2 separate regions of the Homo sapiens genome follow, and region 2 is linked to region 1. Evidence: read pairs that join two places in POLR2A ChIA-PET (ENCODE). Cell type or tissue: IMR-90. All regions are shown on one strand. Each heading gives the region's core, and the rest is flanking DNA. Links, peaks and the distances in the headings are about the cores only.

Region 1 (11,268 bases), core at 3,063-11,062:
AAAGCAATGGCAACAAAAGCCAAAATAGACAAATGGGACCTAATTAAACTAAAGAGCTTCTGCACAGGAAAAGAAACTACCATCAGAGTGAACAGGCAACCTACAGAATGGGAGAAAATTTTTGCAATCTACCCATCTGGCAAAGGGCTAATATCCAGAATCTACAAAGAACTTAAATAAATTTACAAGAAAAAAAACAACCCCATCAAAAAGTGGGCAAAGGACATGAACAGACACTTCTCAAGAGAAGACATTTATGCAGCCAACAGACACATGAAAAAATGCTCATCATCACTGGTCATCAGAGAAACACAAATCACAACCACAGTGAGATACCACCTCATACCAGTTAGAATGGCGATCACTAAAAAGTCAGGAAATAACAGATGCTGGAGAGGATGTGGAGAAATAGGGATGCTTTTACACTGTTGGTGGGAGTGTAAACTAGTTCAACCATTATGGAAGACTGTGGTGATTCCTCAAGGATCTAGAACTAGGAATACCATTTGACCCAGCCATCCCATTACTGGGTATATACCCAAAGGATTATAAATCATGTTACTGTAAAGACACATGCACACATATGTTTATTGTGGCACTATTCACAATAGCAAAGACTTGGAACCCACCCAAATGTCCACCAATGATAGACTGGATTAAGAAAATGTGGCACATATACACCATGGAATACTATGCAGCCATAAAAAAGGATGAGTTCATGTCCTTTGCAGGGACATGGATGAAGCTGGAAACTGTCATTCTGAGCAAACTATCACAAGGACAGAAAACCAAACACTGCATGTTCTCACTCATAGGTGGGAATTGAACAATGAGAACACTTGCACACAGGGTGGGGAACATCACACACTGGGGCCTGTTGTGGGGTGGGGGGCAGGGGGAGGGATAACATTAGGAGAAATACCTAATGTAAATAATGAGTTAATGGGTGCAGCAAACCTGCATGGCACATGTATACCTATGTAACAAACCTGCACATTGTGCACATGTACCCTAGAACTTAAAGTATAATCGAAAAAAAAAAAAAGAAAAAATTTTCAAAAAACCTTGATTCTTGAAACATGCTCTTTTTTCAAAATTTAATTTAGATTTTGACCAAATCTCTATGTTACTATTGGAAATGTCAGTTACTGTTCCATATTCGTTTCTTTTCTTTTTATTTATTTATCTATTTATTTTTTTGAGACAGGGTCTCACTCTATTGCCCTGGATAGGGTGCAATTGTGCAGTTATAGCTCACTGCAGCCTCAAACTCCTGGGTTCAAGTGATCCTCCTGCCTCAGCCTCCTGAGGGGCTGGGACTATGGGCATGTGCCACCGTGCTCAGCTAATTTTTTTTGTAGACATGTGGTCTCACTATGTTGCCCAGGCTCGTCTTGAACTCCTATCATCAAGTGATCCTCCATCCTTGGCCTCCCAAAGTGTTGGAATTACAGGTGCGAGCCACCACCATGCCTGGCCACTGTTCCACATTTTTTAAAATGCAGCTTCGAATGGACTTCGTGGTATCCTCACTGTGAATAGTTTTGCTTGAACTCTTGTAGAGGCTAAGCCTTGAATTCTTTTCTCTTTTCTCAGTTCCTGAGGTTTATGATCTAGTAAGCCAATCTCAAAAGAGTCATCTACCACCTATTAATTGATTGTTACCTTTGAGAGCAGATTGATCCTTTTTTAGTTCTGCTTAGTTCCCCATATCAACTATTTAGTCTCTTACTGAATAATCCCACTGTCTAAAGCTGTGATGGTTCCTCCTCACCCCCCAAATCAGCTGCCTCCAAATCACCAATGTAATGTTGCCCTATAAATGTGCTATTGGCAGGAGAGCTTTGTGCCTTATAGGAGGAGAGTCAGGGAACTTGGCCTTTTCACTCACTTCACTTTGCCCTTTTATTTCCCCTTTCTAAGGCTTGATTATTTATTATTTGATTAGATTATTTCTGAAGTTCATTTCCTCATGAAGATTTCTATAATTTTGTAATCATTGTGTCCCCCAAGAGCCAATTTTATGTGCTGGAAATGAAGACACTGCATGCCTAGCATGACTTATGGAACTCTGAGAAGGCCGTTCAGCCCAGCTCCCTCTATACACCTTAAGTTCCACCATTAGATATTCATTCCTTGTGGTAGGATAGTACCTCTCAGATATGACACCATTTAAAATCCAGTATGTTTAGAAGGGCAAACCCGTAAAACTAGTATGTAAGACAATATAGCATCATGGTTAGAGGCAAGCTCTGAGGTCAGACTACATTTCACACCTGGGCTGTGCCACTCACTAGCTATATGATCTAGGCAATTAATTCATCTTTCTGTGCCTCAGTCTCCTCATCTGTAAAATGAGGATAATTATACTCTCCTCGAGGGTTTTTGTGAGGTCTCAATGAAATCTGTAAAGTGCTTAGATGAACATTATCCTGCTTTGTAAGTGTTAGCAATTATTATCTTCATTTGCATAAATTGGCATGTTGTGTTGATGCATATTGTATTGAAAGCTGATACCGAGTCACAGAGAAATTGTTTTGTTGGGAAACTGGAAGGAGATACTTTGAACACAAGAGGCACTGTTAAGGGACGGCCTTTCTGAGTAAGGTGTCACAGCTGGTAGCGTAAAGGCGCTGGGTGCCTGTGGGTGGATAGGGGAGCATGTATAAGAGAGGGTAAAGGAGACGGGCCTCCTTCTAGTCCTAACCACTATGCTCAGTAACTGATAGAATTCATCAGCTAGGACGATGAACAAGTAGTGTGATGTACACCTGCAAATTAACTTTGAATTCAGTACTTGCTTAACTTTCTCTGTGTCTTATAATCCCATGCCTTGTCATTTTCAGATAATGCTAGGTCTCTGAGCCATTACACTTGAAGAGCTATGGGGAAATCTAGAGTGTTTTATCTTGCTGAATGCCCTTTCTTCTTTTCTTTAGATTACATGAAGCAGATGACATTTGAAGCCCAAGCCTTTTTAGAAGCTGTGCAATTCTTCCGACAGGAGAAGGGTCACTATGGTTCCTGGGAAATGATCACTGGGGATGAAATCCAGGTAATATGGGGTTCAAAATTTTGGATTCTCTCTGTGTTTGGGTATTTGGGTGATACGAAGTCAGGGTCATTTTATTAAACAATCAAACAGAAAAGTTGCAAGTATGGAAGATGTGGTTCCAAAGACCATCTCTCTCATGTCTGCAAGCATTGGTCAGGAAACTACTGGGCACCTACTACAAAGACCACCAGACTGGGCATGAAATAGGGCAGCCAAAAACATGACAACTACAGTGGAAAGAGCTGCCTCCACTGTTTTCTATGAAAAGAATTACTCTTTCAAATGACCTCGTGCTTCCAGACTAGAATCAAGTGTGAGTACCGAGGAATAGTGCGAAGTGCATGACAGGGCTTTAGCTAGGGTCCGCAAACTTGGACTTCAGTCATGCCAACTTATTTAACCTCTTTTAGTCTTAGATTACTCCTCTGGAAAAAATAAGAATAATAATGTTTACCTTGCATCATCGTGACAAGTGAAGTGCAGTTGGGGAAGTATTTGGTACGCAGCTGTCTTTATTGAATTATATGTAAATGAAGTAATGAAAAAAACAAATTCAAAAAGCATTAGACAGTTTTCTATATATTTAATTTATCTTTTCTAGTTTTCTGTGCCCTGTGGTACATTATAATTCCTCATGATCCTGACTAGATGCCAATCATGGCCTAAGCACTTCAGTGGGCTTGGTCCCAGGGACAGTATTATAAATCTAAGGAAACTGCTTTGTGATGTGACCCCAGCCTCCATGATGACACCAGTCACATGGCTGCTTCACCCAAGAAGAGGAGGCTGGGTACGGGCATATTTACATAAAGTAACACGGTATTTAAGAATGCTATTTTTTTTTTTTTGAGAGGAGTCTCGCTCTGTGGCCCAGGCTGGAGTACAGTGGCGCAATCTCAGCTCACTGCAACCTCCGCCTCCTTAGTTCAAGCGATTCTTCTGCCTCAGCCTCCCGAGTAGCTGGGACTACAGATGCATGCCACCACTCCTGCTAACTTTTGTATTTTTAGTAGAGATGGGGTTTCACCATGTTGGCCAGGCTAGTCTCAAACTCCTGACCTCGTGATTCCCCCTGCCTCGGGCTCCCAAAGTGCTGGGATTATAGGCATGAGCCACCACGCCTGGCCCCACTATTTTTTTTTTCCACATCTCCTAGGGTACCTCTTTTGGGAGCTAGTGAAATTCATTATTAGAGAACAATATTTGGAGGATGCTGAATGGTGCCTTGCCTCTGTGTGGTCATTAAACAGCTAATGCTGAAAACTCATGAGGGAGCTCTTCTTTATTGTTTCACCATATGAAAACATGTGTTTACCATCAGAATCTTCTCTTTCTCTCTCTCTCTTTTTTTTTCTGTCTGGTAGATTCTAAACTCATCTATTTCCCAACCTGAGACTTGCTTCTTTCAGAATTTTAAACAAGTCTTGGTTTCTGATATTTTGGGGAAGCACAGCCATTCATAAGTGTGAGAGAACTAAATAGTTATGTACTTATGCCATTAAGAAAAACAAAAGTGTCAGAAGGGGAGGCTGAAGCACTTGACACTGGCTGGCCTGCCATGTAAGCCAACATAGTTAATAGATAGATGAGTAGTCAAATGCTTTTGTGTGATACTTGACAATGTTCGAAACCTAATGGTGTTTGTCTTGCCAATCTTATGAGATGGGTAAGGCAGTTATTGTTATTTCAATTTTGTAAATGAGAAAACTGAGGGAAGCATATAACAGCTAAGTGACTTGCCTAGTCTCATTCATTCAACTACTATTTACTGAGCACTGACTCTATGCCGGGCAATGTGCTGGGGGCTAGTGACCCAGAGATGGACAAGACAGAATGGTCCTGGCCCTGTGGAGCTGATAGTTTCAGAGTTACATGCTAAGTGGACAAATGCAAAGGCAATGATGGCTTCTGATCCTGGCCGAGTGAAAGACCAACACCAACCATGGGAATATACTAAGTTACACATTTATTTTTTAATAGCTCCTTGAGTTCAGCTATGCCACTTGCTTCACTTTTTTCTTTCACTTGGAAACTAATGTGAACTTACATTCCTCCATGATGCCATTGAAAATAGATATTTAGGCCAGGCGCAGTGGCTCACGCTTGTAATCTTAGCACTTTGGGAGGCCAAGGCGGGCAGATCACAAGACCAGGAGTTCGAGACCAGCCTGGCCAACACAGTGAAACCCTGTCTCTACTAAAAATAGAAAAAAATTAGCTGGGCATGGTGGCGGTCCTGTAATCCCAGCTGCTTGGGAGGCTGAGGCAAGGAGAATTGCTTAAACCTGGGAGGCGGAGGTTGCAGTGAGCCAAGATCATGCCACCCTACTCCAGCCCAGGTGACAGTATGAAACTCCATCTCAAAAAAAAAAAAAAAAAAAAGAATATATGTATTTAATAAATCCTTTCTGGGAGTTGAGTTTGAGTTTGTTTTGGCTTCAGGCTGATTATGTGCTAAGTGGTGTAAGTTGGAAGAGAGAGAAATGACTCGTCCCTTGCCATCATGGTGAGGCGAGACACACATAGAAAACATGCAGAAGACAAGGCACATATGTGTGTGGGGTATATGTATATGGGTCTCTATATAGATGGAGATTGTAAAGCATTTGTGCAAGTGGTCATAGTAAGCTCCTAGTTTTGCAGGATAAAAAACATTTTAAGTGGGAAAGCAAAACAAAACAAAAAAAGCAGAAAAGAGATCAGAAATCACTGGAGGTATCAAGTGTCCCACTAAGAAGTTTCACAGGGGCTGGGTGTGGTGGCTCATACCTGTAATCTTAGCACTTTGGAAGGCCAAGTTGGGAGGACTGCTTGAATCCGGGAGTTCGAGATTAGCCTGGGCAACATAGCAAGACCCTATCTCTTCAAAAAGTTTTGTACAAATTAGCTGGGAACAGTGGTATGTGCAGGTAGTCCCAGCTATTTGGGAAACCAAGACAGTAGGATCATTTGAGCCCATGAGGTCAAGGATGCAGTGAGCTGTGATTGTGCCACTACACTGGGCAACAGAGAGACCCTGTCTCAAAAAAAAAAAAAATGGTTTTGCTTCTCTCAGAATTTAAGTGTTTTGGTAAAATAACAGACTAATAAAATGTGAATGCTGGAGGGGCATTTCAGGATTATTTGTCCAGCACCCTACAGGTAAGAGAAAGAACATTCAGAGCAGTTGGCTGAAGTCAGAAAACTAGTCTGTTACAGAAATGCATTTTAAACCGGCTTGGAGAAGCTGGTAAAAGGAAATGGCCTCTAAAGCTTACTGTGTGAGGCCAGGTAAGGATTATAGTTCCCCTCAGACTCTAAGACATGGTGCATAACAGTAAAGCAGTGTCTACCCTAAGACTCATAGAAAAAAGAGGCCAGGGGCCCGGAGAAGCTACCAAGTGGTTAAAGAAAATGGCATAGCATAACTGAGTTTGAGAAAATGACATCTTTTGTTTAAAGTGCTGGGTTTATTTGCATTTTTTCTTCCTGTCTGCTAAGACCTTAATCTTAACCCTGTCCTGAACCCCTCTACCCTAGGGGCCTGCATTCAGACTTCCAGCCTTGCTCCATTACCTTCATAGTAATGACTCACACAGCAAGAATGGAAGGCCCTCATAGCGATGGTTATTTTAGGCAAGTGCTCAGGCAAAGCAACTATCTCAGAATAACTTGCCTGGCAGACTGTTAAGGTGAAAATATTTGTATGCCAGTAAAAACATCAACATATTTTCTACTTGTCAATATAAATATATCAAATGAGATCATGAGGGAAAGGGCTTTGCAACTGTAAAGTATCTCTAGCTATGTGATATATTTATTATTTGCTTTTAAAATACCAAGATGGGCTAGAGAACAGCTCATAATTCCCACAGAACAGTTTCAAGACGGAAAAAAAAAAAAAAAACAAAAAACAAAACTACCCGCATTTTTAGGCCTTGTCCACGTGCTCCAGAGTTGTCTTTTGCTGAAAGATCTTAAGTGTGACTCCTTTTGACTGGATTTTTTCACCCACGGCCACTCAGTAATGCAAGGGGCCTGGACCAGCAGCCTGGTGAGACTGCGGGGCCTGCTTCAGGAAGGAGGGTGGTCTCTCTGGACCCCACACCTTCCTGACAGCTCAGCATCTGAAAGGAAGCACTGTGGTGTGGCCTTCAAGGGGCGATCCCGGGTTTGTTGGTTTTGATCAACCTAGTGACATGCTTAGTTTCTTGTAGGAGTGATAGAATTTTTAAATCTCCAAGTCCTAGCAGTTAAGTATACAAAACACTGCCCTTGCCAACACCCCCCATTAAAAAAAAAAAAAACTGAAGTATTTTTAGGTCACTTATGTTAAAATTCAGTGGATACTGTTCTGAGGGGAAGAGGCTAGGGAATTCCTTCATTATTACAATTTATTTATTAGATTAGCTACTTTCTCTAGAAAAGCCCAAGACCTTAAGACTCTGCTTGTGGAAGGCAGACCATGGTAGGGAATGCCAGAGTGGGCTCTGGGGAGGTGACAGGCAGCACTCGATCAGGGCAGGGTGGGGCTGAAAGTCGGAGGATGAGGATGGTGGTTGGGATGCGATGCACTTGAGCTTCAGCACCCACAGGCTCTGCTGCCCTGTGGCTATTCCCTGAGCCCCACTCCCCCACTGTATTAGTCCGTTTTCATGCTGCTGATAAAGACATAACCGAGACTGGGTAATTTATAAAGAAAAAGGGTTTTAATGGACTCTCAGTTCCATGTTACTGGTGAGGCCTCACAATCATGGAGGAAGGTGAAAGGCGCATCTTACATGGCAGCAGACAAGAGAGAATGAGAGCCAAATGAAAGGGGAAACCCCTTATAAAATCATCAGATCTGGTGAGACTTATTCACTACCACTAGAACAGTATGGGGGAAACAGCCCCTAGGATTCAATTATCTCCCACCAGGTCCCCCACACAACACATGGGAATTATAGGAGCTACAATTCAAGATGAGATTTAGGTGGGGACACAGCCAAACCATATCACCCCCCCGCCACTCGTAACCCACTCCCACCCTCTCTTTTTCCTCGCAGACATATTTCCTTTAATTCCCTAAGTTGTAACATAGAGCCAAATTTCTTGGAACATTGTGTGGGAAAGACTAAACAAAACTATAAGCCCACCCAAATGGAACATTATTTTTCTTTGGCCTTTATATATAGCATTTTCATATTTTCAAACCCATTTCACACTTATGCTAAAATTCTGACCAGTCTCTGCAAAAGGATGAATTGGGACAATTCTTATGACCCTTGAGTTTCATAATGTCAACCCACTGATTTTAAATTCTGGCATTGGTCTCTCTTCCTCTTGGCTCACTCTTCCCATACCACACTTTCGGCAGATGTGTTCCAAACAAGAACTTATCCCATTGAGCAGGGTGGGCTGGTGGATTATTAATTACCCACTGAATCTATTAGGTTGGTGCAAAAGTAATTGCGGTTCTTGCCATTACTTTCAATAATTGTTGGACCTGCTAATTTCCATGGAGTTTTGTGCATGTTAGGTTACTCTTAAACACCACAGAAAATGGTGATTCATCTCTTGACTGCCCCCAGAGAAGGCTGAAGAAAGGTCAAAAACATCCCCACCAGTGAATTACCAGGGCTAGTGGAAACTCTGTCCCCATCATAACTTTTGTCACGCCAGGCAGATCCACTTGGCAGATGACAGGAGCCCCACTTGCTGCCCAGAGCTAAGCACCTTCTCTGCCAGCAACCCACAGGCACAGTGGGACTGGATAGCTCGTCCACCTCCACCCTGAGAGTGTTTCTATTTGCTTCAGTGAAAGCGTTACACCTTGCTGCGACAGAGCCCTGATTAAAGGCAAGATCAAATGAGCTCACGGGCATTTCCACTAGTGACCAGTGACCTCAGAGCAAATCTTCCTTAATTCCCAAAGCATAATTTGAATTTTTATGAGAAGTGAAAGGAGGAGGTCAGTTATTTTGGACAAATATTATTTCAAACTCATAGAACAGATGTTTCAAGTGATTCCCTACTTTTCTGCCTGCTTCCCTTCCTAAAACTGTGCTTCCCCTTTTGTAAATCTTAGTGTGCAGCCTATGATTGCAAGCTGAGCTGTGGGCCTTGAAAGACTCGTGGTGAAAGTGAATCTGAACAGCAAAGCTGCTGCAATTCAGGAGCAGGGGTAAAGAAGGAAGGGCCAGTAGCATGAGTGGATGTGTAGAATACTGCTCAGATTCACAAGAAATAGTTTAATTGAGCCAAGCAAAATTTTAGGAGTGATGTGGGAACACATTTTTTAAAAACACTTGAAAAATTTAGACACTCCCTCCCATATTCTTTTTTTATTTTTTCCTTTTTCTTTGTTTCAGTCCCATTAATTATCTCATACCCTCCCATAAATGTTCCAAATATTTGTTTGTTCCAAAATATTGGTTATTGCCTTCTTTTTCCTTTTTCAAACTGTATCCAGTCTTATTAAAGATGCTTTTTGTAAGCAATCATCGTATATTAGACAGGCCATGAGCAGACAATTGCTAACAGTATACAACAACTTCCAAACTCTCTTCTTCAATGAACCAAAATCAGACAGCTGTATAAAACCCAGTGAAATCTTCATTTGCTTAGACTCTCGATTGCAGTGAGGGTTGACATTTCACATGTAGCATGTTGTTTAACAACTTTTCATGAGCCAATCTTGACTTTCAGGAAATGAAATGAAAATGGCAGAATCATCAGTCTGGAGATCCACAATCTAAAAAAGGAACTGCTGTTGTTTTGAGAGCTGCCCTCTCAATAGGGGTCACTGGAAGGTCCAGATGGCCACCTGACTGCTAATTAATTTTAGGTGTCAGGTCCCAACAGGTCTCTGGGTTTAAGGAAGTTGAGACCATACTAAAGGCAGAGAGGGAGAAGAAGAAATAATGAATTTTAGTTTTCCCACACCATAAGGTGTTTGTGCCAAGGTAGCTATGTGTGTCAATGCCAGGAATCCCCCTCCTGGGAGCCAAGAGGAAGTTTCTCAAAACTGGAAGAAAAGGTGTTTCCCCACATTAATCCAGCTTCGGAGACATTCTATTAGTGACATATGCCCCTTCCCCCCGAAAAAATGAAATGTTCTGTGTAATAATAACATAGCTTTAAGAAAAGTAAGACAACATTCTACATTTTTATAAAACTCCATTTAAAAAAAAATAGTATTTCCAATTGTATGGTTACCAGAAGTACACAGTTATCAAAAACGCACACACTTCCCCTGGCATCTCCAGCATCGTCAGCTTTCTGTGCCTGGTCTGTTCTGGCATCTCCATTTTCTGCAGGATTATTTCCCTCTTTGCCAGTGCCAGCCTTTCCCTTTTTTCCTTCTGCGTACCTTCTCTTCCTTCTTAGCAGGGGCCTTTTGGGGCTTGGGTTCTGGCTGTGGAGAAGCAGGTCAAGCAGACAACCTTGCTGATCTTCTCTGTGGTTTATCCTTCAATGTGGCTGTATCTCTTGGAGCATCCCCTCAGACTTTCTCCAGTGCTGGATGAAGGCACTGCATGGTGGGATGCAGTGGTACCTGGGCTCTGGTCGGTCTAGACGTCATTCTCACTTCTTCACACTGCTCCTCCCTTCGTTTACTAAACATTAAAGAGGATGACAATGGGGCTTGGGGGACAGTGGGGACGAAGAGCATGGAGATACTTTGATACCTTGATCATGAAGGGCTTAGGAGGAATGATAGTCCCAGGGGACACAGACTAAGATGCAAGCCACCAAAACCAAGCCTTGCAATTCCTTCACAATTTTGCTGAAGATGTCCTTATCCATTATTGAACTCTTTCATTTTACTGTATGCCCTAAGTTCTTCTAGTTTGAATATGTGAAGTTCGAATTTGGGGAATTTGTTATTTACATTGGGAAAACAACAAGGTGAGAATATCAGCAGATGTTACTGTTCCTTGCGGATGTTTAAGAATGTTCAGCCTCTAAGATTGTCTTAGTTGAGATTTCTGTGGCCTCTGTAGTAGGTTAAACTATTAACCTACTACAGAGTTCATCTGGTCCGGGACAGGGACAGCCAATCAGGACATTTTTAGTTGGCCTGATGCTCAGATGTAGCCATCACCGACTGACCGACTCTGGGCTGTCTTCTGCTGCGCAGATCCTGAGTAACCTGGTGATGGAGGAGCTCCTGCCCACTCTTCAGACAGACCTGCTGCCTAAGATGAAGGGGAAGAAGAATGACAGAAAGAGGACGTGGCTTGGTGTAA
Region 2 (11,625 bases), core at 2,182-10,181, 1.1 Mb after region 1:
CAGCAACAGGTTTTTTAAAAAAAACAGTTTAATAATTCACATACCATAAAATTCAAACACTTAAAGTGTAAAATTTGGTAGTTTTTAGTATATTCATAGAAATGTGTCATCATCAGCCTTTTATGAGATTGAGGAGGTTCCTTTCTATTCTTAGTTTACTGGAAGATGATTATGGTACAATATGATAATATGTAATGGATGTTAATTTTATCAAGTGGCTTTTCTGCATTTATTGAAATGATGATATGGTTTTTGTCCCATTATGACAATAAGATGAACTACATTCATTAATTTTGTAATGTTAAGCAACCTTGTATTCCTAGGATAAACATTATTTGATTATCATGTATTACGTTTTTTATATATTTCATTTTCAGTTTGCACATCTTTTGTTGAAGATTGTTGGTCCATGTTCATAAGTAATTTTATTCTGTAGTTGTCTTTATTTGCAATATTTTTGGTCTGGTTTTGAGATCAGAAAAGTGCTGACCATATAAAATAAAAGTATTTCTCCTATATTTTCAAAACAAATTCATATAGTGGTATAGGTTGAACATTCCAAATCCAAAAATCAGCAATAGGAAATGCTTCAAAATCTAAAACTTTTTGAGTAACAACATGGTGCTCACAGAACATGCTCATTGGAGCATTTCAGACTTCAAATTTTTGGATTTGGGATGCTCCACTGGTAAGTATAATGGAAGCATTCCAAAATCAAAAATCTAAAGTCCTTCTGGTCCCAAGCGTTTTGGATAAGGGATTGTCACTTATATTTCTACCTTGAATGTCTGATAGAATTGACTAGGTAATAAACTGACCCGGTAATAGAATTGACCAGGTAATAAATCTGGGCCTATACATTTTTTTATGGAAAGATTTCTAATTACAAATTAATGTGCTTAATTGATATTCAGGTTTTCTGTTGATTCTTGAGTTAGTTTTGATTGTGTCTTTCAAGGAATTTGTCCATTTCATCAAGGTTGTTTAATTTATTAACATCAAGTTTTTTTATAATATTCCCTTAATTATAGACATTTAGTATATAAAGAATCTTAGAGATGTCCCCTTTTTCATTATCTATATTGGTAATATTTGTCATCCTTTTTGTTTTTTTGATCAATATAGCCAGCAGTTTATCTATTATACTGATCTTTCAAAGAATCAGATTTTGATTTCATTGTTCTTCACTGTTTCTCTATTTCATTTATTTCTCTTCTTTACTATTTGTTTCCTACTAGTTTGGGGTTTAATTTGCTCTTATATTTCTAGCTTATGATGGAAGCTTGGCCTGTTGCTTATAGAGTTTTCTTCTTTTCTAATTAAGCTTTTAAGCCTATAAATTTCCCTTTAGGCTGCATTTCACAAATTTTGATATGTGTGTCTTCTTTTCATTTACCCCCAAATATTTTCTACTTTCCTTTTTATTTCATCTTTAAACCATTAATTACTTCAATGTATGCTATTTAATTTCCAAGTATTTTGAGATTTTCTATGTATCTTTCTATTGCTTATTTCTAATTTATTCCCTTGTAGTCAGAAAACATACTCTATATCATATCAATCCTTTTAAATTTCTGGAGACTTGTTTAATGGCTAAGCATGTGGTCTATCTTGGTAAATGCTCCACTGCACTAGAAAAGAATGTATATTTTGCATTTGTTAAGTGACATGTTCTTAAAAATGTCAATTAGTTCAAGTTGATGATTAGTTTAATTCTTCCATATTTCTATTTGTTGACTTGTTCTATTAATTACTAAAAGGAGTGGTGAAATTTGCAATTATAATTGTAGATTTATCTTTTTATCTTTCCAGATCTGTCAAGTGCTTAATGAATTTTGAGGTTTAGTTATAAGGTGAATACACATTTAGGAATGTTATGCCTTATTGATTCATTGACTCCATCATTGTGAAATATTCCTCTTTATCCCTGGTAATAGTTCTTATTTTTTTTGGCTATTAATATAACTAAAACAGCTTTATCTTTTCCCAGCTTTTCTCTTTTGTGTATTTTTATTTAAATAAATTTTTATAGACTACACATAATTGGGTTTTTAAAAGTTCAGCCTTGGCTCAGCAATTCTTCCTGCCATCATGTGAAGGATGCATTTGCCTCCCCTTCTGCCATGATTGTAAGTTTCCTGAGGCCTCCCAAGACATGCAGAACCGTCAATTAAACCTCTTTCCTTTATAAATTACTGAGTCTTGGGCAGTTCTTTATAGCAGTGTGAGAACAGACTAATACACCATCCTTCCTGGGAAAGCTTACCAGGTATTCAAAGGAACTTGGATATTGTCATCTGAGTTTTTGGTCACTGCAGCTGTATCTGCATTAGGGGGACACCTCGAGCTCAGTAACGCTGTGGCTCTTGCAGACTTATAGAGGTACCGCCTTGATGATCTTGGATAAGATTTGGAAGAATTCTCCAGATTACCAGGTAGAGACTCTTATTCTCTTCCCTTACTTTCTCCCAAAGAAACAGAGTCCGTTTCTTTCTCTCTCCTCCTCCTCCTCTTCCCTCCGTGTGTGTGTGTGTGTGTTGTGGTGCCTAGAGCTGGGGGAGAGATGACACAACCACCCCTGTGGCCACTACCACTGGGACTGTGCTAGGTTAGACCTGAAGCCAGCAGAGCTCTGGGCCTCGCTCAAAGCCTGCTATAACCACTATCTGCCTACTGCCTGTGTTCACTCAAGGCCCTAAGGTTCTATAATTAGCAGGTGGTGAAAACAGCCATGCTCATGTCCTTCGCTTAAGGATGGCAAGCTCCCCCCAGGCCCCAGGCAGGTCCAGAGATACCATCCAGGAGCCAGGGCCTAGAGTTGGAAATCTTAGGAATCTCCCTGGTGCTCTATTCTACTGCTGCTGTGCTGACACCCAAACTACAATATAAAGTCCCTCATACTCCTCCCTCCCCCTTCCACAAGCAGAGGAGTCTCTCTTCATGGTGACCACTGCTACAGGCCTGTGAGGAGTACTGCCAGGCTACTGCTGATGTTCACTTAAGGCCCAAGGGATCTCCAGTCAGCTTGTGGTGAATGTTGCCAGGCTTAGGACTCATATGTCAGGGAAGTGGGCTCCCCTCTGGCCTAGGGGACGTCCAGAAATGCTGTCCAAGAGCCAGGGCTTGGAACTGGGGACCCCAAGAGCCCACTTAGTGCTCTACCCTGCTGTGGCTGAGCTGGTACCTAAGCTGCAAGATGAAGTCTCCTTTACTCTTCCCTCTGCTTTTCTCAAGCAGAAACAGTCTCTCCTCATAGCCACCACAGCTGGGAATGTGCTGTGTCACACCTGAAGCCAGCACATCTCAGAGTCTCACCCAAGACCCATGGCATGTACTACCCACCTACCACTGCTGATTATTTTGGGTTCAAGAGCTCTTTTGCTAGCAAATGATGAATCTTGCCAGGACTGGGCTCTTCCCTTCAAGGCAATGAGTTTGCTTCTGGCCCAGGGTGTGTCTAGTAATGTTATCTGGGAGCTAGGGCCTGGGATAGGGGCTTCATAACTCTGCCTAATGCCCTATCCTACTGTGACTGAGCTGGTATCCAAGTTGCAAGACAAAGTCCTCTTTACTCTTCCCTCTCCTTTCTTCAAGCAGAAAGAAGGAGTCTTTTTTGGAGCTGTGAGCTGCACTGCGTGGGTTTGGGGAAGGAGTGGCATAAGCACTCTCTTGGCCATTCCAGCTGGTGTCTCTCTAGGTTGCATGCCCTCAAAATCCACTGGCTCTGAGCCCAGCACTAGGATTGCCTAGGAGTTGCAGTCCTTATGGCCTAGATTGCCTTTCAAGTTTATTTAGAACCCCAGAGCACTTTAGCCTGTGGTGGGGAGGCTTGCCAGAACTCAAGTTCCCACTGCTAGGATGGATAAAGCCCTGCTGGCTAGGGCTGGTCTAAATGCTTCCTCCACGTGCACTGGCTGAGTTCTGCCCAGTATTGTTTCCACTGTGACAGAGCAGCACTGAGTTCCAATGCAAGGTCCCACAGTCACTGTACTCTCCCTCCCGCAAGAGCACAGATTCTCTTTGCTATGCGGCCACTGCCAGGGAACCAGAGAGGGATGGCACTGACAAATCAAGACTGTTTTTCCTATCCTCTTCAGTGCCTCTTTCAGTGACATGAAGTTAAAACCAGGTACAGTGGTCACTCAACTGATTTTCAGTCCTTACGAAGGTGTTTTTTTATGTGGGTAGATAGTTGTTAAATTTGGTGTTCCTGCAAGGAGGACAATTGGTTGAAGGCTTCTATTCAGCCATCTTGCTCTGCCTCCTGCTAGCTGAGTATTTTTAAATTCCATTTTCTCAATACTATTGGTTTATTGGCTATACTTTATTTTTTAATGATTCATCTAGGGCTTTTAATACGCATCTTTATCTTATTTGTCTACCTTGGAAAAACATTACAATATTTTACATAAAATACAAGAATTTTGCATTGGTGTGCTTCCATTTCCCCCCCAATGCCCTTTGTGCTATTGTTGTCATGTATTTTACTTTCTCATGTCATGAATTCCCCCAATATATTGTTGCTGCTGTTTGTTGTTTTAAGCAGTCTACTGTTGCCTTTTTAAAATTTTTTAAATGATGAAATTAGTTTACCCACATATTTATCACTTTCAGAGCTCTTTATTCTTTTGTGTAGATCCACATTATCATCAGGTATCATTTTCCTTCTGCCTGAAGAACTTCCTTTAACAAGCCTTGTACTGCAGGTGTGCTGGCCAACTCTCACAACTTTTCTTTGTCTAAGGAAAGACATGTTTCATGTTTGAAAGGTGTTTTCTCTGGGTCTAGAATTTTAGATTGACAAAATTTGTTCCAGCATTTTAAAGATGTTACTCCATTGTCTTCTGACATGCATAGTTTCCGAAAACTCTGTTGTAATTATTTTTATGTTGTTCCCTGTATGGAATGTGCCCTTTTTTCTCTAATTTTAAGATTTTTGTCAGAATTAGTAACTTGCTGTAATTTGATAATGAAGTTCTTGGTGTGGTTTCCCTAGTAGGTATCTTGCTTCATGTTCCGAGTTTCTTAGCTCTGTGAGTTTATACCTTTCATAAAATATGAAAGATGTTTGGTCATTATTTCTTTAAATATTATCTCTGTTCTCTTTTACTCTCTTCTCTTCTGAAGCCTCCCATTTACATATGTCAGTCAACATGTTATTGCCTCCAGGTCTCTCTTATTTTTCTTGGTCTTTTTTATCTCTGTGTGTAAGCTTCATTTTGGATAGGTTCTATTGCTATGCCTTCAAGTTCATTTATCTTTTTTTTTTTTTTTGGTCCCAGACTATTAAGTGTTCTCTCCTTCTTCTTGGAATCCTCTCCATCATTGACTTCCATGACACTGTTCTGCCCTGTTCTCTTACCTTCTCCAGTGCTCCTCCACAGACTTCTCTGTGGGATCTGCCTTCATGTCCAGCTCCATAAATATTGGTATTCCCTAGTGTTCTGTCTTGACTTTCTTTCCTCACTCCAAATTTTCTCTTTGACTAATTTCATCCCTATCCATGCTTGCAACTGCAATCCACAGATGCTGAATCACAATGGTGAATGAAATAGTCACAGACCCTGACCCTATGAGGTCTTTAATCTAGTGACAGAGATAGTCATTACATAAATGATCACATAAATAATACCATCATCATTGTGATAAGTGTCTTAAAGTAAAAGTAGGCAAGGGAGCTAAACCAAGACACAGGCACAGTGTAGGTCTCTATGAGGAGGTGATGTTTAAGCTGGTCCTTTGAATGAAGTGAGGAAAACACATTCCAAGCTAAGAAAACAGTATCCAAGGTGGCCAAAGGTGAAGAAACTTCATCCTGAAGAGAGGAAACAACAGGCACAAGGGTGCCTAAATTAGAGTGCGCATTTGTATAATAGCAGGTTATCCAAAGATCTGATTACAGATTGGTTGAGCAAAGAAGACAAGATTGGTGAGGTATGCAGAGGACAGAAGGGGAAAGGCGTTTTCTAACATACTGTGGGGTTAAAACTCATACTTACTATTGAGCCTTTGAAAGATTGCACCCAGTGTGAATAAGGACGTGTGCTTGAAGTTAAGAAATCACAGTTTCAGGGAGACAAATTTGGAAGCTATTATAATAGGCAGGGGTAAAATGAGCATCAGGCAGTGGGAGTGGAACAATGGCAGTGGAAATGAAAATAAGAGTTAGACGTATAGATCAAAAAGACTTACATGACAAGGGTGGAATGGATTTGCAGGTCAGGTAGAGACAGAGGAAACAGGAAAATAAAATTCCCACTGAATGACTAAGATTTTAAGAAGGAAACCAGGCTACACAGAGGAATATGATTAGGTGAGTTTTAGTCATGCTGAGAATGAGCAGCCTGTGGTTTTTCCAGATAATATGTTCAATAATTGGTTGGAAACAGAGATCTGGGATCAGGAAGTAAGTCAAGTCTAGAGAAATGGGAGTGAAAGGACATCACTTTCAGCTCCATACATCCAACTGCCAACTCAACATTTCCACCAGGATATCTCAGGGGTTTTTTATTTCCCTCGCAAACTTGATCCTCGTCCAGTGTTCTCTGTTATACTCAATTATACCACCACCCAATCAGAGCTCTCTCCAAGTCATCCTTGACACTTTCCCTTGCTCAGTACCCACATCCAATCAATTACCAAGTCCTTTTCTTTCATCAAAACATATCTCCTAAAAGTCTCAAACAGACATTTTCCTATGCCGCAGCTTCCAACTCCCTAAACCAAGTCACCCTTAACTCACCAAAACTACTTCTTACCCTGGTAGTAGGTAAACTCCTACTCTCTCCCCATCTAATCCATTCTCCACACATTAGGTTCCAGGACTACTACAATAAGCAAAAGAGCCACAGTCCCTAACTTGAAAGGCCTTCAGCTGAAAGAAGGAAGACTGTCAATAAACACTTGTAATATTGACAAGTCAGTAGTATGACAAGGGAAGTGGACAACTTAAGCAAACTGATCCTTTGCCAGAAGTAGGCAGCCCATGGATGCAGGTCTTTGCACATTGGCAGCACCGCTGGGTCAGTTCTTATAGGTTGCATATACAGTTTTGGACCAGTGGGAATGAAATAAAAAGAATGGTAACAAAGCTTGTGTGTGAAGAGGGAGTATAGGGACGGTATGAAAGATTTCACTTCAGGGCATGCATGCTGTGTGGGTGCCAGAGGCAAAGGATTGGCCGTTCTGTGGTGTTTTTTAGGAGCCAGGCACAGACAAGCTGTGTACTTTCAAGCTATCTTTTTACTCTAATATTTTGGCATTAAACTTTCCATTAATGATTTTTAAGGCCTTGCTATAACTCCCTGGTGATTCATCAGTTGTATTTTTCCTTTACTTCATTTCACAATTTTCCTTCTGCTATGTATCTTAATGAATCCTTACTTTTGCTTTTGGCAGACTCTATTTTTTTAACGCTAATTTTTCTACCATCCTTTACCTTCATCTTCCAGTTTCTTTAATCATACTTCCCTCAATAATTTTAAATCCTCTCTCCTTCTAATGCCACCTTCATTCAGCTTTTCTCTTCACCTCACCAGACCATGTTAACTTGCTCCCAAGGTCCCCTTTCCTTTGCAATTTTTTTTTCATTTTTTTTGAGATGGAGTCTCACTTTGTTGCCTAGGCTGGAGTGCAGTGGCACAATCCCGGCTCACTGCAACCTCTGCCTCCAGGGTTCAAGCAATTCTCCTGCCTCAGCCCCCTGAGTAGCTGGAATTACAGGCATGCGCCACCATGCCCAGCTAATTTTTGTATTTTTATAGGGACGGGGTTTCACCCATGTTGGCCAGGCTGGTCTCAAACTCCTGACCTCAGGTGATCCATCTGCCTCGGCCTCCCAAAGTGCTGGGATTGTAGGCAGGAGCCACTGCACCTGGCCTTTAATTTTTTTCTATTTTTTTTTAACATTCTACAGAACACCCTTTGCAAATATTTACTTCTTCCTAGTAATCCCCAGCTGTGTCACACAAAGGCCCTAAGGCCTTAGCAGAACAAAGGAGGAAGCCACAGCAAGGACATCAGGAGACAGAGCCAGTGCCATCAGCTTGTCCTCAGGGAGAAACCAAGTACTCTTCTCAAGATTGCATCTCCCTACACTCTAGAGGTACACGTGCACAGGGAGAGAAGGAAAATCTGTAATTTCCTTGGAATGACTTCAATGAACTACAAGGAGGAGAAGAGACCACACTGTAGTCAAGGTGCAGGACTGCTCAGTAAGTGTCTCAAAACATACTCAACTTGGACTATCAATGAATGAATGAATATCAATCAATAACACATAAAGCAAGTAGGAAAGAATGAAATGAATAGTGTAGTTTGCCCCTAAGTGCTACTCCAGTTCAGCAAAGGGCTAGATTTCACAATTTACCTTTCAGCCTGCTCTGCAACCATATGAAAGATAATAGAGTTCAATCAGCACTATACAGTTGAGAGCAAAGTTATAATGTTGATAATATAGAAAACATTGTTCAGCCCTTATTGTGAGATTAGCACTTGACATGCATTATCTCATGTAAACTTCAAATTTCCTCCTTCTTAGGTGCTTTTTGTGTTTGTTCGTTTTCGTTTTTTTGTTTTGTTTTGTTTTTTTTAGACAGAGTCTCACTCTGTTGCCCAGGCTGGAGTGAAGTGGCAAGATCTCGGCTCACTGCAACCTCCACCTCCCAGGTTCAAGCGATTCTCCTGCCTCAGCCTCCTGTGTAGCTGGGATTACAGTAATGTGCCACCATGCCCGGGTAGTTTTTTTTTTAGTAGAGACGGGGGTTTCACCATGTTGGTCAGGCTGGTCTCGAACTCCTGACCTTGTGATCCACCCACCTCAGCCTCCCAAAGTGCTGGGATTACAGTTCTGTTTTACAGATTCAGATGCTGTTGCTCACAGAACTGACTCTTCATCACACGACCAGTAGTAGTGGATCCAGGATTCCAACTTAAGCAGCCTAAACTCAAAGCCCATATTCTAAGCTACTATGCCAGTGGTTTTGAAAGTCCTTTGCTCATGTATCCCCAAAAACATTTTAATAAACTATTTACCACTTGTTCATTTTAGGTTGATATGAAAAAGTTTTCATTGTAAGTTTAAATATTTGCAAATGATATAATTTCTAGTGTATGGTGACTATTGAAATAGTTTAAATATCACAAACTTATGTCATTCCTTTAAATGTATCCAGTGGGAATATAAATACCAAAGCAATTTGATCTCCATCAGCATCCATTTAAAATATACATAAACAAGCTCTCTCTCTCTCTCTTTTTTTTTTTTTTTTGAGACCAAGTCTCCCTCTGTCGCCCAGGATGGAGTAGAGTGGCACTAGCAACCTTCACCTTCCAGGTTCAAGCGATTCTCCTGCCTCAGCCTCCCAAGTAGCTGGGACTACAGACGTGTGCCACCATGCCCAGCTGATTTTTTGTATTTTTAGTAGAGATAGGGTTTCACCGTGTTAGCCAGGATGGTCTCCATCTCCTGACCTCGTGATCCACCTGTCTCAGCCTCCCAAAGTGCTGGAATTACAGGCGTGAGCCACCGCACCCAGCCATGAACAAGCTCTTTTTAACAGAAATAAGCTCTGCTTCCCTTCCACCATATCCATGCCCCAACCTGAGAGGATGTATTTGCTCAAGAGGAGAGAAGACTTCTTCTGTGCTCATACCAAATGCCACTTCCTCTGAGAGGCTTTCTTTGACCACCCTCCTGCTTACCTTCTTCATAGCATTTATCATGGTCTAAAATTATCTTGCACTTTTGCTAATTTACTTGTTTATGCCTCCTCCACTAGTTTATCAGCCACAAGGGCGGAATCTATCTCAATCATCACCCGAGTACACACAGTCACTCCTTTAGCTTCTTGAAATTGTATTTCTGTTTCACCTTTGCTATAGAATTTTCTCTTAGGGCAAAATAGTTTTAAATTTAAAAGTACCAAATATAAATAAAAAATATTTTTTAAGTTTCTGTCACTATCAGGCTATAAGTTAAATAATGTTTTACTGAGCTGTATTCTCAATTATGAGTGGTACATAATTGATCAAAACAACATAAATACATATACTTTTCATAAATTATTACTAAACATAAAAAGCAAAACTTTTATTATAAATATACTCTTTAATGTGCCAGATGGAGAAAGTATGTTTAATATCTTGAATATAAGTGACACATATTTTAAAAAATCACTTTGGTGCCCTAGAGGTTTCTACACTTGGAACAATGAACTATGCAAGATGCAGGCTGAGTAAGCAGTAGACTTTCATTTGTAAAGGTAGAGAAGGGCAACTGTGAAAGAGGTGGGAAAGAAGAACTAACAAAATTCTTTCATTGCAGATGTTCTTTGATCAGTTTAGGAGTAGGTACATATAAAAATTAAAGATAACTGATCCTCTAAAAATGCTGGCTGTAACACCTAACCCTTTGGAAAAATCTTCATGTGGGCCAGGGGCACACACCACTTAGAAGACCCCTAAAATACAGTAAACTGCCACCCATGAATCAATGCTTACTATGCCCAGTGAATAATAATTTATCCAGTACAGGATCAAAAGAGCCCCCAGACTTGGCTCCCTGATTTGCCAGTATTAAGTCCTACATGAGACAAAGTTTGCTGCATGAACCAGGACCTTCACTGCATCCAGGCAAAGAACTAGCTGTCTTCACACAGAACATTTTCTTTTAAAGAGCAAAACAGAGACACAGAATTCTAGAGCAAGAAGGTATTTGGGATATCAACAAGCTTTTACATTTTACAGACAAGAAAAGATCACCAGCCAGTTAATAGGAAAGCCAATTCCAGAATTCAGATCTTCTGATTCTTTATACAGGGTACAGTGGACATGCTGGGATATGGGCTGCCCAGCCAGGGACTACATTTTTCAGCCGCCCCCAAACAGTTAGGTGCAGCCATGTGACTGAGTTCCATGCAAAAGAATGTGACAGAAAAGACTTGGGCCATTCCTGGCCTAGCTCATAAAATCCTCCCATGTGGCACTTCTCCATGCTCTTTTCTCCTCCCAGCTGGTTGAGATGAAGACAACATTTGGGCTGACTTCAGAAGCTACATATTAAAGATGAAGAGGCCTCTTTTAGCAGGGACTCTGCTGACCTGGTAACTTGATCAGTACTTTGTAACAAGCAAGAAATAAACTTCTTTTATGATTAAGCCAGTAGAAATTTTGGAGTCTATTTGTTATAACAGTTAGCTTACCCTAACTAAAACATACAGTTTTTATCTGTGTTTATATTTTTAATAGCATATCACCTTTTCCCCTTAGATCGACTGAGTCACTTCAACACCTCTTGAAGTGTAAAAACATAATAGTTCTAGTATATTGTAATGGTTAACTTATTTGTCAACTTGGCTGGGCAATGTGGTATCCGGATAGTTGGTTTAACATTGTTCTGAGTATGTCTGTGAGAGTGTTTCTAGATAAGATTAACATTTGAATTGGCAGAATGAGTAAAGCAGATTGCCCACCCCAATGTGGGTGAGCCTCATCCAATTCATTCATTGTCTTTGAGCTGGAACATTAGTCTTCTGTCTTCAGTCCTCTCCTCAGACTAGAACTTACACTATCAGCTCTACTGGTTCTCAGACCTTCAGAGTTGCACTAGAACTACAACATCAGCTC

The links. ChIA-PET counts read pairs that join two places held together with the same protein. Peaks named below come from ENCODE experiments on the same cell type or tissue, not always from the same donor. Only the 100,000 strongest peaks of a DNase experiment are listed, where the experiment ranks them.
Region 2: POLR2A ChIA-PET joins it to region 1 with 8 read pairs; 2 of 35 experiments call an interaction of 5 or more read pairs at or near these places.

Annotation. Positions count from the first base shown.
Region 1 is chr1:184,823,634-184,834,901 of GRCh38, reverse strand. NIBAN1 (niban apoptosis regulator 1) reads left to right here. Exons shown (of 14, transcript NM_052966.4): 6 at 2,940-3,055; 7 at 11,160-11,264. The region is part of intron 1 of LOC107985238 (a long non-coding RNA gene); the gene reads right to left. Among named protein-coding and RNA genes, the nearest start is that of EDEM3, 74 kb to the right of the region's middle. RefSeq lists a silencer at 9,060-9,260. In IMR-90, for the core only: no CTCF peak of the experiment used is centred there; a DNase peak (open chromatin) is centred at 6,641; H3K27ac peaks cover 191 bases.
Region 2 is chr1:183,715,878-183,727,502 of GRCh38, reverse strand. It overlaps a transcript of RGL1 not described here. Among named protein-coding and RNA genes, the nearest start is that of APOBEC4, 68 kb to the right of the region's middle. RefSeq lists an enhancer at 3,186-3,686. In IMR-90, for the core only: no CTCF peak of the experiment used is centred there; no DNase peak of the experiment used is centred there; H3K27me3 peaks cover 216 bases.